2 separate regions of the Homo sapiens genome follow, and region 2 is linked to region 1. Evidence: read pairs that join two places in POLR2A ChIA-PET (ENCODE). Cell type or tissue: B cell. All regions are shown on one strand. Each heading gives the region's core, and the rest is flanking DNA. Links, peaks and the distances in the headings are about the cores only. Region 1 overlaps MAP4K3 (mitogen-activated protein kinase kinase kinase kinase 3). Region 2 overlaps MAP4K3-DT (MAP4K3 divergent transcript).

Region 1 (4,399 bases), core at 133-4,132:
CAAAATTCAAAACACTACACCACCAAATGCTGGTGGGGATGTGGAGCAACAGGAACTCTCATTCATTGCTGTTAGAAATGCAAAGTGCTACAGTCACTTTGGGAGGCATTTTGGCAGTTTCTTATAGAGCTAAAAGCAGTCTTACCACACAATCCAGCAATCACACTCTTTGGTATTTGCCCAAATGAGCTGAAAATTTATGTCCATATAAAAACCTACACATGGATATTTATAGCTGCTTTATTCATAATTGCCAAAACCTGCAAACAACCAAGATGTTCTTCAATAGGTGAATGAATAAACTGTGGTATAAACATACAATGAGATATTATTCAGTAATTTTTAAAAAATGAGGTATTGAGCCACAAAAAGTTATGGAAGAAACTTAAATGCATATTGCTAAGGGAAAGAAGACAGTCTGAAAAGGCTACATATTGTATGATTCCAATTATATGACATTCTGGAAAAGACAAAACTATAGAGACAGTAAAAAGATCAGTGGCTGCCTGGAGTTGGGCAGAGGAGAATGGAAGATGAATAGATAGAAAATGGAATTTTTAAGGCAGTGAAACTATTCTGTATGATACTATACTGATGGAAACATTTGTCAAAAGCACAGAAAATGTGCAACACAGAGTGATGCCTAATGTATGTAAACTATGAACTTTAATTAACATAATAATAATGTATCAGTATTGGTTCATCAATTTTTTTTTTTGAGACGGAGTCTCGCTCTGCTGCCCAGGCTGGAGTGCAGTGGCACGATCTCAGCTCACTGCAACCTCCGCCTCCCAGGTTCAAGCGATTCTCCTGCCTCAGCCTCCTGAGTAGCTGGGATTACAGATGTGTGCCACCACACCCAGCTAATTTTTATATTTTTCGTAGAGACAGGGTTTCACCATGTTGGCCAGGCTGGTCTCGAACTCCTGACCTCAGGTGATCCACCCGCCTCGGCCTCCCAAAGTGCTGGGATTACAGGCGTGAGCCATCGCGCCCGGCCTGGTTCATCAATTTTAACAAATGTATCACACTGAATTAAGATGGAAAGTGGAAAACCAGAATTGAGATTTCCACCAACAGGGGGGAGGGGAATTAGAATCAAGGTGGGAGGGGATGGAGGAAGGAAGTCTAGTGGATCTCTGCAATCTAGGTGCTTGGGGATTTTAAAACCATCTGAGTACAGGTGAACAGTCGTGGGCCCACTCAAAACAGCACATTGGAACGGAGACCCCCGAATAATGCTAGGACTCTGGAAGGGACTGTGCCTTCAGTAAAGCAAAAACAGTTTTTTTAAAAAAGGGTTAGGCCAGGCGCAGTGGCTCAAGCCTGTAATCCCAGCACTTTAGGAGGTTGAGGTGGGAGGATTGCCTGAGCCCAGGAGTTTGATACCAGCCAAGGCAACATAGTGAGACCTTGTCTATACAAAAAATACAAATATTAGGTGGGCAAGGTGGTGGACACCTGTAGTCCCAGCTACCTTGGGAAGCTGAGGTGAGAGAATCACTTGAGCCCAGGAGGTTGAGGCTGCAGTGAGCCTTGATTGTGCCAGTGCACACCAGCCTGGGTGACAGAGTTATAACCTGACTCAAAAAAAAAAAAAAAAAAAAAAAAGTTACCTACAAGCACAAGAGGATAACAACAAAGTCTGTGTTTGGGTAGAAGAAAAACAGTCCTCCAAGAATTCAAATCCAAGAGTCATTGCTCTTTTGATTTGGGGTTCAAGTTTGTATTATCTATAAGATGTGGGGAATCCCAAACTGAGAAATTAAAATAAAAATCCAAGACCAAAAAGACTCATGAGGTTACTGGAAGAAACAAAAGCAAAACTGTTTTGGAAGGACAGCCACAGTCTCCCACCCACTCCCCACCACCCCCCCAGCCCCTCCACTCAGCTGTCAATTTAAACCACAAAGATTCTTACAGAAAAAAAGTAGATGAATTCAAAATTAACATAGAAATTCACAGGCATGAGTCAGCATAAAACAAAGCAACAAACTGCAAGATGAAATCCCCCAAAATTTGAAATTATAGACTAATCCGAAAGCACTAAGAACAATTAAGTATGCAACAAGAATACAAAGACTTGAAAAAGAATAACACATATCTAGGAATATAATTAATAAAATGTAAAAAGCAATGCAATCTGCTACGGACTGAACTGTGTCCCTCTAAAATCCACATGTTGAAGACCTAACCCTCAATGTGGCAGCATCTGGAGATGGGGCTTTTTGGAGATAACTGGGTTTAGATGAGTTCCTGAGGTAGGGAAGGCCTCAGGATGGGATAAGTGCCCTTATGAGAAGAGACACCAGAAAGTATGCCCTCTCTCTCTGTAAGAAGGCCATCTACAAGCCAGAAAGAGAGCATCACTAGAAACCTGGCATCTTGATCTTGAATGTCTAGCCTCCAGAACTGTGAGAAAATTAATTTCTGTCATTTAAGCCACCTGGTCTGTGGTATGTTGTTACGGCAGTCCTAGCTAAGATAAAATCCAACTGGCCAAATCTGAAATTGTTTGAGCATCAAAATAAAAGTGATGAATCAAAACCCAATGAATAAAAGAAGAATCCATGAGCCAAAAAATAAATAAACAAAAATAGTTCTTCACAGTAGAATGTCAACCAATACATGTAGAAGAAATTAACGGAGTTAGAAAATCATTATTTGGGAACCATTATAGTAATAATTCAAGTAGAAATCAACTTGGATATTAAAATTAGTGGGTACAGGTTTGATGAGGAACAAAATATTATATAGTCTCAAAGTATCTCCCCATAATTTACTTATTAATTAGAAAAGGAAGAGATAATCTGATAGTGAAGAAACTTGGCACACCCACCTTAACCAAATAATCAAAATCAACATTAATAAGGGGACTAATCAACATCATGTTCTTCCTGATACGATTCACTGAGGATACACATCACTATAAATTTCCGTCAAAAAATGTGTAACATGAATTTAAACAAATGAGGGGCATTCTACAAAATAAATGATGCGTACTACTCAAAAATGTTGGTGTCTAAAAGACAAAGGCTGAAAAACTCTTCTAGGTTAAGAGACTGAAGAGTCTTAGAAACTAAAAATAGCATATGATTCTCCTGGATTTCTGGAGTTGGGGGGAAAATGCTATAATAGACATTACTGGGACTCCTGAAATTTCAATAAGGTCTGTAGATCAAATAATAGTATTGTCTTAATATTTAAATTTCCTGATTTTGATAATTTATTGCAGTTTAAGTAAATGTCTTTCATTTTGAGAATACACATCAAAGTATTTATGGGTAAAGGAGTTTGATGTCTGCAACTTACTCTCAAATGGTTCAGAAAAAAAAAATATGTATATATACAGAGAATAAATGTGGTAAAGTATTAGCCATCGGTGAATCTTGGAAAGGATGTATGAGAGTTATTTTATTTTTATTATTCTCTCATTCTTTGCAATTATCCTGTGAATTGAAATTATTTTTTAAAAAGCAAACTTTTTTTAAAAAATGAAAGTTTCAAACAGCAGATTAGACAGACATAATTAAAGATAATAAAGATAAGAACCATAATACATGACACAGAATAAAGAGAAAAATCATGAGAAGTCATGGAGAACTATAACAAAGTTAAAGAATACAACACGAGCTCTAAAGAGAAACAAGAAAGAGATAGGGGAAGAAAGGTATCAAAGATATTGCAGTTTACAATTTTCCAGGACTGAGGAAATACGCTACTCTTCAGATTAAAGAAAAACAGTAAATATTTTTATTAAAATCCACACATAACACTGTGAAACTGTACACACCAGAATCAAAGAAAAAAATCTTAAAAGTCAAACAGGGAGGAAAGAAAAAGTAAGATTAGCTAAAAGCAACAATAATTATATTGACAACAGACTTCTCCACAGCACAACAGGTAACCAGAAGACAACAAAAGATCTTCAAAGTGCTGAGAAAAAAACAACCGTTAATTTAGAGTTCTATACCCCACTAAACTATGATTTAAAAGTAAAGACAAAATAAAGACAATGAGGAGGGGGAGGAGGAAGACTGAGTTTACCTTATACAGTTCCTCACTTAAAAAGAAAAGTTAAAAGAAAGAAAAAAAATCCTACCAAATACAGCTTCAAGATTAAAGAAATCTGAACCCAGAATGAAGGAATATAAGGCCAAGAAGAAACAGTGAGCAAAGAAATTGAAAACTCCTACACGTAAATGTAAAGAAGCACTGTCTGTATAAAACAATAATAAAAACTAAACTGGGACATTTAAGAACAGTAGAACCAAAGTAAGAGACAACACAAAACAGTAAGGTAGTGAATGAAATTAAGCCTTCTAAAATCCACATACTGACCAGAAAGAGAACAGAGAAAGATCAGTTAACTTCAGACTAATTACACAAGTTGCAAATT
Region 2 (4,399 bases), core at 297-4,296, 100 kb after region 1:
CTGTATTAGTCCATTCTTGCATTGCTATAAAGAACTACCTGAGTCTGGGTAAAGAAGCTTAATTGACTCACAGTTCTGCAGGCTGTACAGGAAGCATCGCTGTGGAGGCCTTGAGAAACTTTTAATCATGGCAGAAGGTGAAGGGGAAGCAGGCACATCTTACATGGCTGGAGAAGGGGGAAGACAGAGCAAAGTGGGGGTGCTACGTACTTTTAAACAACCAGATCTTGTGAGCACTCATTCACTATCATGAGAACAGCAAGGGGGAGGTCTGTCTCCATTGATCCAGTTACCTGCCACCAAGCCCCTCCTCCAACACTGGGGATTACAATCCAATGTGAGATTTGGGTGAGGACACAAATCCAAATCATATCAGACCCTATTCAGATTTCACCAGATATATCTTAAATAGTGAAGTCACAGCTCTAGGATGTGCAAATTTGGTAGGCACTGGGCTAGAAAATTGTTGCAGAATGAGTTGAACCACTGCTTTGTTTTATTTGTAGATAAGCTAGCTGAAAACTAGAAATGTTTGTCAGTGATTGTGAACTGTTCTATAGAAGAAAATAAAAATCATCAACCTCAATTAAAAACATCTCACACATATTGATTGAGCCAATACCATAGCTACTAAGCATGCCTTTTATTACTGCCAGAAATAACAAATTCTTTTGTATCTGGACACATTACTCCCTTAATGACAGACCGTATAGAAAAGTGATGCTTGGACATGTATCTGAAATGTCATGCATTTTTGGCCAAGCCACTCTTTCTCATCTCTTCTGTGCAGTTTGAGCTTCCACAGGTTGAACCCAGCTCTGGCTTTTTGGGCCCTTTCTGTAGTGACTATGCAGATTTCTATCATGGTACCTGTAACACTTTGTTGCTATAACTGGTGTGGATGCCTGCTAAACTATGAGGAACTCGTGGGCCTGGCTCTGTCTTAGTTGCCCTGGTATTTCAGTGCCTGGCATAATGCCTTAGGCATAGCAGGCAGGAACACATGCTCAATGAAGAAATGAATGAATAAATTTAACATATGATAAGTTCACATTTTTTTTTCCTACTTGATCTCATTGGGAAAAGAGCCTATAACTTTAAATTATTCCAGTGAATAAGACAATGTTGGGTGTGTATTAAAGAGGAAAATCTTTCAAGGGCTTTGTGTTTGAGAAACAGACTTTGAATGCCAGTTGTGACTTAACAGCTGAATGAAGACTATCACTTTTACAAATAGCATACATGTATGGGTGCTGACTCACTTTATTCAGTAGACACAATGTACTCCTTAGGTAATTTGATCCATCTCAGTAAAATCTGCCTTCTACCCAGACTGAATGGTTGTGGTTCGTTATCATTATTATTCAGCATTGCTACAGTTTGTGTTTTCAAAGTACTGTGTTCCCCATTTTTAATGAGCTAGGCAGATGATAGGTAATGAAAGGGGTTTTAGCTAGTCTCACATGTAGCTGGTGTTCAATCAATTTTTGATGACTGCTTAATCACTGAGGTTAATTGGGGACGGGCTGGTGTAAACTCATGGGAAGAAAGGCTCTCCAACTTTTCCATGGACGGAGGAGGTGTGGGAGTGGAGAGAGGAGAAGCTGGGAAAGACTATGAAGATGGAAGAGGGAAGGAAGTAGGAATTCCTTCTGATAGGAGTGGAGCAGGCTTCTGAGTCTCTGACCCACTTCAGCAAACCTCAGGGCCCTCTGGGGCACATCATGTTCATTTGCCCTGTGAAGGAGTAGATTCTTTGGGGTTGGAGCTACTACTTCTTAAGAACAAGTTGTTTAGGGACTACTTTTATAAGTTTTGTGGTCATGTTTTAGCATTCTACTAATGCTTTTCATATCACTGATTCTAAAGCTGAAAAAAAAAAAAAAAACCATGCCAAAACAAATTTATAGGAATTCAGGATATCAAAGCTGAATAATGATTTATTCTCATAGGAGGTATTGCAATTAGGGACAAGAAAACTGTTGATCCTAAGGGTCCCTAGTGGCAGGACAGACTGAATATACAGTTGAGACATGGAGAGAGGGATAATTTAACTTCTCTTCCTTGGAAAATCCATCTCCTCCTTGAAGCCCTGCTCAGTGTCTTGCTCTGGCCCTGTCAACTGAGAGATGAGAAATGTTTTGAGTTTGGGGACTGGGAGTGAGTGTTGTCGGCTTAAAAAAGAATAACGTATTAGATTTGTGTTAAGTGCTCCGTAAACCCTTCCTACCCCCTTTAAAAAATGGTCAGATGATATTTGTATATTTTGGTATTATTGGGCAATGACCACAAATATTTGTCTGGAACACAACTTGGAGAGAAGAAAAGTTGCGAAGACAAAAATATAAGCCCTTGCCAGCCATTGGGTTGGCTGGGGAAGTGTGGAAAAGCTCAGGGAAATGTCCTGCCATACACTCTAATTCCTACGTCATCATGGGCCTGGCAGGCCCAGCTAGCCTGGGGCCATACATGAAGGCCAGTGGAGAGGTAAATTCAGCAGGCTGGAGCTCCCAGCAAAGCAGCAAAGCTGATTTGTCTCATCCTAGGTAGAAGCTTAAATCCAGTTGCCATAGAGTATTTTGAGGATTAAATGAGCTAATGTCTGCAAAAGCAACCTACACAGAGCCTGGCACCCAGAAGATACTCAAACAAAGTAGATTTTCTTCCTTGCTGTGACTTCACAAGGGATTGTGGGTGTCTCAGGACACTGTGTCTCAGTTAATGGCTTTATGCCATGTGGGCATTCTACCTTTTTGAAGACACTGGAAACTTGGACCGAAACCAACTCCAAATTCTTCATTCTGGGTGAGATGAGCCCCAGCTAGAGATGCAGCTCAGTTTCCTCATTTGCAAAATAGAATGGTGTGGGGAAGTTATTTTGTGTCCTTGAATAAGGAAACATGGTTCATATCATTTCCTCAGAGAGTGGCTGGTCTGGATTTCAACTCAGAAGAGGTCTGTGGGAAATCACATGGGGCTGCTGCAATTTCTATTTTGGGCAGAGACCTTATCTCTGAGATATCCGAGCTGGGATTTCTTTAGTGATACCTTACCAACTTCTCACAAATACTTCACTCGGAACCCTAAACCTGGGGAGCACCACGGAGTCTTTGACCCCAACTGCTTCACTCTCCATCAGTATTTGCATAATGTCAACACAGTTCTCACCATTTGTGACCACCTTTTGACCAGGCAATTCTACCTGCCTCATGTCCCTAGCCAAAAGGCTAGTCCCCTTTGTCATCTATTCTTTTTCAGTTCCTTGCCCATGTACTGCACTCTCACTCTCTCATTATGTTTTCATGTTTAATCTCTGCTCCTCAACTGGATTCTGTTTGCCAGATTTAAAGTGTACACAAGGCTCCCACTGGCGGGTGGGGTGGGGGAGTGGAGATAACTCTACCCCAAGCATACCTTCCCCTCAAGCTTTCATATTCTCTTCTCCCCTTTACAGAGACTTCTAGAGAGAACATCTATACTTGTTGACTCTTTTTACTTCCTGCTCACTCCTTAGGTCACTGCCAGGCTGGCTCCTACCTCATGAGCTCGACAAACAGCTTGTGCCAGGGTCACTCACCTTCCTTCACATCTCAGCAGTGGTCAACACTGTTGACTGTCCCTCCTCCTCGAAACACTGTATTTTTTTGTCTTCAGTGACGCAAGGCTCTTTTGTTTACCTTCATCTTCTCTGACTGCTCATTTTCTATCTCTTTTGCAGTCTTATCCTATGCTCCCCGGGTCAATACATATTAAAATACTCAAGGCCCAGTCCTAGATAGTCTTGTCTTTTTTTGTTTGTTTGTTTTGATATGGAGTCTGGCTCTGTCACCCAGGCTGGAGTGCAGGCTCACTGCAATCTCTGCCTCCTGGGTTCAAGCGATTCTCCTGCCTCATCCTCCTGAGTAGCTGGGATTACAGGTGCATGCCACCACGCCTGGCTAATTTTTATATTTTTAGTAGAGATGGGGTTTCACCATGTTGGCTAGGCTGTTCTCAAACTCCTGACCTCAAGTGATCTGCCCACCTCAGCCTCCCAAAGTGCTGGGATTATAGGTGTGAGCCACTGCACTTGGCCGTCTTCTTTTCTTATTCTATACTTCGTTCATGGCAAAAATGTTTCTCCAGCCCAGGTCTCTTCTTTGAGCTTTAGATCCATGTATCCAATTTCCTACCTAATACTTTCATCTGGAAGTTTCACATGCATCTAAAACACAACATAGCCAAAACCAAACTCTTGATTAATCCAAAACCTTTTGCTGTTCCCTATGTCACCCGCATTGTTAAGCAGGCCAGAACTTGGAGTCACCATGACCTTTCCCTCTGCCTTACCCTTCACATTCAATTTTGCTTCCTAAACCTCTTTGAATCTGTACTTTTTTCCCTACTTCCACTCCCACTA

What was found. ChIA-PET counts read pairs that join two places held together with the same protein. Peaks named below come from ENCODE experiments on the same cell type or tissue, not always from the same donor. Only the 100,000 strongest peaks of a DNase experiment are listed, where the experiment ranks them.
Region 2: POLR2A ChIA-PET joins it to region 1 with 9 read pairs; 9 of 35 experiments call an interaction of 5 or more read pairs at or near these places.

Annotation. Positions count from the first base shown.
Region 1 is chr2:39,423,244-39,427,642 of GRCh38, forward strand. All of the region lies in intron 1 of MAP4K3 (mitogen-activated protein kinase kinase kinase kinase 3), which reads right to left. Among named protein-coding and RNA genes, the nearest start is that of MAP4K3, 12 kb to the right of the region's middle. In B cell, for the core only: no CTCF peak of the experiment used is centred there; no DNase peak of the experiment used is centred there.
Region 2 is chr2:39,522,591-39,526,989 of GRCh38, forward strand. The region is part of intron 5 of MAP4K3-DT (MAP4K3 divergent transcript); the gene reads left to right. Among named protein-coding and RNA genes, the nearest start is that of MAP4K3-DT, 87 kb to the left of the region's middle. In B cell, for the core only: no CTCF peak of the experiment used is centred there; no DNase peak of the experiment used is centred there; H3K27ac peaks cover 599 bases.